4 separate regions of the Homo sapiens genome follow, and regions 2, 3 and 4 are each linked to region 1. Evidence: chromatin loops called from intact Hi-C (ENCODE). Cell type or tissue: heart right ventricle. All regions are shown on one strand. Region 1 holds the start of LINC00518 (long intergenic non-protein coding RNA 518). Region 2 overlaps LOC105374914 (a long non-coding RNA gene). Region 3 has its middle 370 kb from the start of TFAP2A-AS2. Region 4 overlaps LOC105374914 (a long non-coding RNA gene).

What was found. Peaks named below come from ENCODE experiments on the same cell type or tissue, not always from the same donor. Only the 100,000 strongest peaks of a DNase experiment are listed, where the experiment ranks them.
Region 2: a loop joins it to region 1, with 10 times the contacts of the local background. A loop is called at or near these places in 85 of 110 quality-filtered maps.
Region 3: a loop joins it to region 1, with 5 times the contacts of the local background. A loop is called at or near these places in 29 of 110 quality-filtered maps.
Region 4: it touches region 1 in a loop (5-fold over the local background); 85 of 110 quality-filtered maps call a loop at or near these places.

The regions. Positions count from the first base shown.
Region 1 is chr6:10,434,267-10,436,766 of GRCh38, reverse strand. It overlaps LINC00518 (long intergenic non-protein coding RNA 518), which reads left to right and starts at 1,945. Exons shown (of 3, transcript NR_027793.1): 1 at 1,945-2,254; 2 at 2,341-2,500. MIR5689HG (MIR5689 host gene) reads right to left here and starts at 2,438. Exons shown (of 4, transcript NR_132993.1): 1 at 2,363-2,438. RefSeq lists an enhancer at 1,895-2,500. In heart right ventricle, a CTCF peak has its summit at 1,503 (motif pointing right); no DNase peak of the experiment used is centred here; H3K27me3 peaks cover 928 bases.
Region 2 is chr6:8,982,294-8,984,793 of GRCh38, reverse strand. The region is part of intron 2 of LOC105374914 (a long non-coding RNA gene); the gene reads right to left. Among named protein-coding and RNA genes, the nearest start is that of HULC, 330 kb to the right of the region's middle. RefSeq lists a silencer at 1,369-1,418 and an enhancer at 1,324-1,618. In heart right ventricle, a CTCF peak has its summit at 1,459 (motif pointing left); a DNase peak (open chromatin) is centred at 1,463.
Region 3 is chr6:10,030,164-10,032,663 of GRCh38, reverse strand. It overlaps the pseudogene OFCC1. Among named protein-coding and RNA genes, the nearest start is that of TFAP2A-AS2, 370 kb to the left of the region's middle. In heart right ventricle, a CTCF peak has its summit at 1,553 (motif pointing left); no DNase peak of the experiment used is centred here.
Region 4 is chr6:8,973,891-8,976,390 of GRCh38, reverse strand. The region is part of intron 2 of LOC105374914 (a long non-coding RNA gene); the gene reads right to left. Among named protein-coding and RNA genes, the nearest start is that of HULC, 320 kb to the right of the region's middle. In heart right ventricle, no CTCF peak of the experiment used is centred here; no DNase peak of the experiment used is centred here.

The sequences.
Region 1 (2,500 bases):
AAACATATAAGGTATGGTATACTACAGTAAAACACAATTCTTAACACATGTGTATACCATACCTAGTGCACTACACCTTGCTTTCTTCCTTAACAATATGTCTTGGAAATGAATCTGTAGAGTACATAGAGAACTGCCTCATTCCTTGTAATGACTGAATGTTATTCCTTTATACGACTGACCCATCATTTATTTAAATGTGTCTTATTGATAGCATTTAGACTGTTTCCAGTCTTTGCTATTATTAAAAAAGTCACGATATATAAACCCATCATTTCGCACACTTGCAACTCCATCTGTAGGATAAATTCCAACAAGTGGAGTCGCTAGGTTCAAAGGTGTGCTCATATTTATTTGGATCGATTTCACAAAGAAGCTATACCATATTACACTACTCCCATCAAAGTATAAGAATGCCTACTGCGGCCGGGCGCGGTGGCTCATGCCTGTAATCCCAGCACTTTGGGAGGCCGAGGCGGGCGGATCACGAGGTCAGGAGATGGAAACCATCCTGGCTAACACAGTGAAACCCTGTCTCTACTAAAAATACAAAAAAATTAGCCGGGCGCGGTGGCGAGTGGGCGACGGAGCGAGATTCCGTCTCAAAAAAAAAAAAAGAATGCCTATGGAGTCTCCTAAGAACAGCATCATCAAGGCCACCACATTCCAATATCTGTTGCACTTCTCTCATAAAGCTGAGCACCTTTTTCTTGCTGCATAGCCTTGTAACCAACTCTATTATAATAGAACTTGTTCCTCATCATCAGCAAGTGAGCATTTGCTAGCTTCAGATCTGAAACTTTCATTTTCCACTAGTAGGCTTCCGAAAGCAACCCTCTTGGTTCACGGATTAGGTGAGCCAGAACGCCAAATAACTTATAATTGAGAAATAAAAATAAAACTAATGCGAATGAGAATTTGTCTCCAAAAGTAGAAATTTTTCCATCAATGTCTCTCTTTCCACAACTTGCATTTGTGAAATTTAGAATGAATGTCGCAAGTAGGAAAAGACTCATTCTGTCATAGTAGAATCTTTGTGTATTTCTTAGAATACTTATTGTAGGTTTAAATTGAAAACAAAATCATCCAATTTTACACTTATTAGGGAAGAAAATAATCACAGCAACATATAAGATGTTGACAAAGGGCCGGGCGCGGTGGCTCACGCCTGTAATTCCAGCACTTTGGGAGGCCGAGGTGGGTGGATCACGAGGTCAGGAGTTCGAAACCAGCCTGACCAACATGGTGAAACTCCGTCTCTACTAAAAATACAAAAATTAGCCGGGCGTGGTGGCGCGTGCCTGTAATTCCAGCTACTCAGGAGGCCAAGGCAGGAGAATCGCTTGAACCTAGGAGGCGGAGGTTGCAGTGAGCCGAGATCGCGCCACCACACTCCAGCCTGGGTAACAGAGCAAGGCTCCGTCTCAGAAAAAAAGAAAGAAAGAAAGAAAGAAAAGATATTGACAAAGAATGAGTAAAGTCCAACACATGAGCTTTGACCAAAATTCCAACAGATGGCAGTATTGGCCAACTTTTTCCTTAAAAACGTAGGTGTTTTTTTTTTTTTCCAAGATGCTAATTAAACCTTGTTAGACGCGATAGATATATTTTCTGTAATTCCTCAATGAGAATTCGTATGTGTAGTTTATTATACGTTGTGCTCTATATTGTAAAAAATAACAAAAACCCTGAAGTGGTAATATCGTAGGCAATAATAATGGAATAACCGAGGTATGAATGAACAGTTTTGAGCACTAAAACACACTAAGGGCTTTGTTATGGACTGAAATGTGTCCTCTCCCCAGAGTCACAGGATTATGAAGCCATAATCCTCAATGTGACTATATTTGGAGCAGGGGCCTTTACAGACATAATTAAATTAAATGAGGTCATAAGAGTGGGGCCCTAGTCTGATAGGACTGGTGTCCTTACAAGAAGAGGGAGAGTCCTCAGAGAGTCCTCTCTCTCGGCATGGACACAAAAGAAAAGCCATGTGAGGACACAGAGAGAAGGTGGCTGTCTACGAGCTAGGAAGAAAGGCCTCACCGGAAACCAACCCTCACAGCAGCTCCATCTTGGACTTCCAGCCTCCGGAACTGTGAGAAAATAAATGTTTGCAATTCAGGTCGGTTGTATTTTGTGAAGGCCATCCTAGCAAATGAATACTCCTAACATTGTCTCTTTAAGAGCTCACCAGCCTGAGGTAGGAATCATTCCATCTGTGTTACTAATGAGACCGCTGAGGATCAAAGGGGTGAGTAAATTGCTTAGCAGTGCCTAGGTTTTATGTAGTGAATTTGGCTAAAATGGTAGAGCTCCCTGATTCTAACCTCCCTGCAGGTTTTCCACCACATCCACTCACCTCTACATGGCGAAAACCAAGGGTTCACTCTCTGTCTTCAGGGAGCTCCACCCAGCAGCAGCGTTTGACAGAGCTGTTCACTTCCTCTTCCTGGAGCTGTGGCTTCCAGAGCCCATGCTCAGCAGTTCCCCTCCTTCT
Region 2 (2,500 bases), 1.5 Mb after region 1:
ATTTGTTTGCCTAACAATTTAGGAAAGGCTTTAGAAACTGGATGTCAATATCAGATTCCTAACACTGTTTTATATAAAATCATTATGATAGACATCTTACCAATATGGAAACTGAAGGCCAGAATAATTCAGATGCCCAATGGAGACAGACTTAATAGCATGTCCAGTACTTGAGCATGAGTTTCATTGGTTATTAAGGCTAATTTATCCAATTATCCTTCATAAAAATAAGAGTTGTACAGGGCATTATCTTGTGAATAAATTATCAACATTTCGACTTCACACTTGAATCTAAAAAGAAAAATTGAATTTAGTGTCTAGTGAAGTCTTTACAGACAAGTCATATTATAAAAGAGCAGACATTTTATTAGAGATTGTCACTTGATCATTTTTTTAATTGGATATCTGAAATGTGTGCTGTGGGCCAGGCACAGTGGCTCATACCTGTAATCCCAGCACTTTGGGAGACCCAGGTGGAAGGATTGTTTGACCCTGCATAGTAAGATCCTGTCTCTAAAAAATAATAAATAATAAATAAATTAAAAAAGAAAATGTGTGTTGAAGCTCAAAATGATAATCATTTATTTACTTGGTAATGAGTCATGACCACAAATCAAATGTACTTTTCAAAAATCATCAGCTTCTTGAAACATATGGAGTAAAGGAAGTTGCCTAAAAATGAGGGATAGAAAATTATAGTGCATCCCTAAGGCAGTGGAAAATCTAAGGAGTAGGCTTGTTTAATCCACCCCTGGGTAAATCTCACTGATTCACTTAGATTATTGCCCTGTGTCGTTTTTGAAATATCTCAGAAATGTATTTAAGAATACTGAAACCATTCAATGGTCTGGATTTATAACAGAACTTTTCCATGTCTAAAATTGACAATTTCAATGGATTTTAAAGTTGAAGATAATCCTTTGCCTAAACCCACCTACTATATTTCTATTCATCCTGTACTGTTACATCCTTTATTCTCTTCATTATTTTTCATGTTCTTAGAGTTTACAGTATCATGTGGTTTATGTTTTTCTTACACAGTGATTTGCACAAATAGATAACATTTTAATTTCTAAAGAGAAATTATCACCATCTTATCAGCCTTAGCATTCACCATCAACTTATGCTAGCAAGAAATTCTGTACTCAGAAAAACTAAACCTACTGGGCAAAAGTTGAACAAATACTCTAAACTAGATAATGCAAACAGGCTGAGTTTTAACACCAGTCCACATCAATCCGAGGTAATTGTTTTAAATGCTGTAAATATTCATTTGATACCTTTACCATAGAATAAACAATTTCCTACCACTCTCATATACTTCTGAGCCTTCCAGAATACCATAAGGATTTATTTACTTCCTGTAAAACAACAGGGGTCCTTAATCCTGTCAACAGATTACTGGAGCTGAGTTCTCAATGCGTCCCGGTGGCGGCGTTGTTTGTGAAATGCTGCCATCTATGGGACAGAGGTGGGTATTGCTCAGGGCCCAGGCAGCGAAACCACAGCCGCCTCTCTGCTGCGCTACGTGGTTGGTTCAGTAAATGAAGCAATTTTTGGTCAATAAACAGGAATAAAAATCATAGCGTTGGCTAGAAAATAGACGTTGCAAACTCCAAGCTGGCACTGCTCTCTACCACAGCTATTCCTTGGGGGAAAAAAATGAGTGCTGTGGCAGTTGTTCCGCAGTAGCTTTGATCCAAATCTGTTTCTCTTTTTTTTCCTCCCACACCCACATTTACGCTTTTATCCAAAATGTTGCAATGTGGTTAGAACAATACAACCTTCCACGCATTGGCAAACAAATAGGTTAACTTGGTTAATTAAAGTTTTAAAACTCACCCATTCTGAATAATAGCATAAACCAAATTTGCGAAGGACTCCTGACCTTCCTGTGTGTCATAGACGCCTGTGAGACAATGCAATGTATTTCCATTCAAAACTTGGCAAAGAAACCCGGATTTGACGATTTCTCCCACTGATCAAAGTCCATACATCAACATCATAAAGCGCATTGTACTGTTCGAAAGAAGCTCGTCTATTTATTGAGAGTACTTTCAACAACAGTGTCATTTAATGCCCACCTCAGCCCTAGGAAACAAATCTTGCCACTGTCACTCCTTTTTCACAAAACGGTAAATTGAATGTTAGAGAAGTTGTCACTGCGCTTAAGTTTTACAGATCACTGAGCAATAGATCCAGGATTTGAACACAGTTTGTTTCATCCAAATCCAAGCAGTTATCTCCTCTCCTAGGCCTTCCTTGTGGTCAAGCACTGATGATTTAAATCTAGTTCTTCATTTTTTGTTTTCATTTTACATCTGTGTAGCCTTGGGCACATCATTTGAATTTCTTTAGTCTGAATTTTCTCGTTTTCACGACAAAAAGATTAGTGTATCTATTTCTATGTTCCTTTCCAACTCTCAATCATATAATTCATCTGTCTTGATGAGGACAAAAAAAGAAAAATGAAAGAGTCACAAATTGTCATTTGGATAAA
Region 3 (2,500 bases), 400 kb after region 1:
TTGAGATGCGTAATTTATACAAGTGAAAGGTGGCACTAAAAACATTTTTAAAAAGTAAAATGAAGCTGGGTGGCTCTGAAAAACGAAAGAAAGAAAATCAATTTTTCAGTCTGGGAAAAATATGGATATACCTTTGAGAAGAAAAATATTTTAACGTGATATCTTAGTGAGAATACTAAATTATAAGCTTTAATTTGCCTTACAGCTTTTATTTCTCCATCTAAGTAATTTTGATTGTTTTATATCTTTCTAAATATAGATAAAATAAACCAAGAAGAAAAGTATGTAAGAAACAGAAAATATATATCAAGGCATACTTCACAAAATTCAATGTAAAATGACCTTTCCATGCGTGATTTACCATTCTCTGTTTAAAGTAATCTCTGTCTGGAGAAGGGAAGCCATTGTTGAATTCTTAGGAAAGACGATGGCTCCAGAACTAAACATCACCCACAGTGATAAGAAGTTTCTGCTAGTCGCTCAGCACCTCATCAGTTCTTTCCATTTTTACAGAACGGTGTTCATGGGATGCCTGGGACCAAGGCTGCTTCAGATTCCAGACGCAATCCACCAGGGTTGCTGTAGAGACTGTAATTTGTTCAAAGGAAATCTAAATTAAATTAATCTAAAATACCATTTTCAGGTTTTCTGTTTCTTCCAGGCAGCAGCAAGAGTTTTGCTAAAGGCCCATAAAGTAAAGAGAATTGTTAAATAATATTCCCTTTGATAAAACAAAATTGTTCTTAGAAATGTTTGGAAATATTTATACCATATGTCTCTTAGATAAGATCACAAGTGTTAAGTAACGTGGTAACTTTTAGCAGGTTAACAATCACAGCTTAAATTTCATAAGATTTCTGGGTGACCTTTGTAACCCAGAATCAAAGCCTTTGGTATTTGCTTTGGCGTACTTCTAAACAATAGGCCCCATTAGCAATTTTCTCAGATATTCTCCAGTTTCATATCTGCAAGTGGTGATCAATTTTGTAAAAACATACATTAGCCATTAAATTGATATTTCCCTTTGGGAAGCATTTTAATAAACATTACATTTTCTCAAATAAGAGACCTTAGTTCTTTTATCATAATACTTTGGAGGGCCATTTATTGTGAAGGAAGAAAAAAAAATGAACGCTAGGATTTAGGTTTAAATACACATAATTTATCGGAACGATTCCAAGTCCACTTTGTGGAGATAGAGTTCCACGTGATACTTTGCAAATGTTTTGCTTAAGAGTTTATTTTTTATGTTTACGGATTGTCTCAGGTTATTATTTCTGAATCTAGTTTCTTTATTTTTCCAGGTCTATCACTAACTGGTAGTGTGATCTTGGGCATTTAGCTGAGTCTCTTGGGGCCTTATTTCTCAGATATCGTATGTTGCAGGAATTGACTACTTGGTCCTAAGATCTTTTCTAGCCTTGAAAGGCTTTGACACCATGGTCTCTAAGTTCAATTCTTGTCTTCCCCTAGCAGCAGTCCATTTGTTCCCAGGCACAAAGAACAGTTCAAAAGGAAACAGTACAAGTGTCGCCACCTATAGGTAGAAAATATATTACAGAAAAAGGATAATTTCATCCAGGTAGAGAATACCGTAAAAAATAGGAGTTCATTTTTACCCTTACAAATTCCAAACTCTACCCACAACAGTATTACCTGAATGTTTCTCTTTAATTTTCTTCTTCAATATTACTGTAAGTTTTCATCTATATTATAGCTGCATATTTAGCTTTATCTTCCTTATGCATATATAAAATATATGACCAATGGATCAAGATTTGACATTTTACAATGTATGAAGATTTTCATGACTTCAACATCACTAGCACTTTTATGAGCTACGTGGTTGTGCTCTTAATGTTAAAATTTCAGGTTAGGTACCTAAGAAGAAAAGGTGTGTATGAACCATCTGGAGGAAAGTTTGATACATTTTCCAATGGAAGATATTGTTGTAGCTTTATGGATTCAATTTTTAATGAAAACAAGCAAACAAAAATGATCCTAGTATTTCTAGCATTAAGATACAGTAGATAAATTAAAGCTCAGCTTCAACTCTTCTCCCTGCTTATGGCTAAGGGAAAATCTTCCTTCAAAGAAAAAAAGAACAATTAGAAGAAAAAAAAACTTTGATAAATTAAGAAACCATCTCCCAGATAAACTGACACTCCATATGCAGAGGAAACAATTTCCATATATGTTATAAGAAATGTGTTAAATCAACTAACATTGATATAACTTCAAGCAATTAGGAGACCGCTAATAATGATATGAGTCTTCAGCTGTAAATAATTATGCTGCCCCAAGGCTATGCTTTAATTCTTGGCTTGCTGTATCTATAAACAATAATCAAACTGCAAAGCAAGTTGTGTTGTTTTTGTTCACAGTTTGTGAAATGATTTTTATACCCTACAGTGATGCTGATGGCTATTTTGACCTTCAAGAACTCCGGCCCGTGAGGCTAAGAGCTAATGTGTACTTTCATCGATTTGAGTTGGAGGCA
Region 4 (2,500 bases), 1.5 Mb after region 1:
CCATATATTCTCAACATATCTTTTTGAACCCCTAAGGGACATCTTAACCTTAACTTGTCTAAAATAGAAACCTTGATCTTTTCTCGCCCCACAACCAAAGGTCTGCATCTTTTGCAATCTTCTCCACTCATTTATTTTCTCAGGAACATATTTATTTTTTTTATTTTTTTGGTTTTCATATTAAAACTCAACCTTGTGTCTCCAAAGCAAAATATCTCAAAAATCAGGCCATTTCTAAGGACTAAGCATGTAGTTATGAAATCATAGGTGTTGAATTATCTCACACTTGACTTGCGATAAATGTGAATTCTTTCTCGTTTCAGAGTGGTTTCTAGGAAATATTATAAATGCTTTTCAGAAAAGGGAATTATTATTTTAAAAGCTCAGTGCCAGGGCTCTTTATGTATCCTTTGGAGTGCATATGCAGAAGAGTCTTGGGGGCCAATAAAATGCTCTTTAGAAGGCACATCTTCTTCCTCATGCTACTTATTTTTATTCATTCATTGATTTAATAACTATGACATGAGCACCTACACTTTATCAGGAATATTTTTCTGAACACTGGACAGTCAGGAATGAACAAAGCATGCAAAGTTCTTGCCTTCACAGAGCTTATATTCTAGTGAATAGAACAGATAGAAATCAAATAGGCAAAATGAATATAAATTATAACAGGCAATATAAAAGTGCATGAAGAGGATACTAGTTATATATCACTGAGGAGGGACATTTTGGGCAGAGACCTGAATGAACAAAGATTTAATTTTTTATAATACAATTCACAATACTGTTAAATTCACCTGCACGGCTCACTGAATTTTGGCAGCCCAACTTCATGGCCAGTGTTGATAAAAATATTTGAAGCTGAGTCTTTTGGACCTTAGATTTGCCAACTTACATGATAGTGTATAATACCTTCCTAATTTGATACAGAATGATAATGTTTGCATTTCACTCAAACTCATCTGAATTATATTGGCTCAGAGGATCCTGCTGAGCTAGAGTGACCATTTCACTGGGAGATGCTATTGGATACAATCCAGATTGTTTCATTTAGCTCAAGAGTAATTTCCCTTTGATTTGACTTGGAAGAAATACTGGTCAACCAAGCTCAGAGCACTATGATAGCAATCCAAAAGCTGAGAAAATAAAAAAGACTATTTTTTAATCATTTTGCTTGATAAACTATATATCTTAGAACTCTGAAGTAACTCTGAAGTCAGAATATTAGGAAACTATGCTGGACCTTTTGAATTAAACTTCTAAGCTTATGTATTCCATAAATGACACAGAAGAGAAGGATGGCTTAAACACCAGAAGAAGGAAAATTAGGAAAAAGTCATAGGAAAATTATGATTTAGAAGTCTAAATACACACATATCTGAGTGTGTGTATATCCTCACATACACAGACGTATATAAACATGTACACACACATAATGTTTGTAACATATCCAGTCATTCATTCAGTCACTGAGCACCTATAATACTCATGTCATGCTTTATTATAGAAAACTGGGGTATTTTCGTGAATCAAAGGAAGATCCTCTCTCTCATGAAGTTTATCTTAGAGTAGAGCAAAATAGACAGTACTCAGTAAACAACAGATATAATAAACCAATGCATTATTTAGCACATGAGATGATAACTGCAATAAAAAAAGGAAAACTAGGATAGGAAAGGAAGATGAGGAGTATTAACATAAAGGATGGGTTATGTGTTCAAACAAGGTAGATAGGGCAAGGAATGATGAAAGAGTATGAGGTATGTGGCAAAATATGTAGAATGCATTTAGATGTGTAATATGAATATGTATTTATATACAAAATATATTTCAGGTTGACACATACATATATGAGATGAATACATACAGTAAATACATATATATTCATAAACATTTCTATTAAAATATTTTTCTTTAAGTAATAGTAATCTTTCTTACATGTATTTTCTAAATAAAATATTCCTGATATTCACTTGAAGACATTTAATATTCTCACAGATGAACGGAATAATAGATATACATATGTAAGTAAATATATTTGCAAATTATTTCTTAAACATGCTGTTTATTGCTTAATTTTAAAGGTTAAGTTCATTTTTCTACATGTAAATAGCAAAGACCTGGTTACCGATGACGTATACCTGCCTTTGAAATTCAGGTGTCACATTCCTACCTTTAGAGACAATGCATGCATTTTTACAGTTAATAGGAGTACTTGGCCAGGCAGAAGATATGTGTAACCATTATTAAAGTCATTTTATCGAACACTAGTTTTCTTCACTGCCTATATTTAGCAGATAGATATAAAGGACAGAAATGTAGAAGATAGCAGCATCAAGCTGATACAGGAAGTCTATAACACACATGGCTAAAAAGTAATTATGCTAAGATTGAGTCAAATAAAATAATATTTTGTCTTTGGTTTGAGGTTTGTAATCTTGGCGTTCACTTCTCTTCATTGCCTCATTTATGTTGGGTAACTATTGCTTGTGTTGAT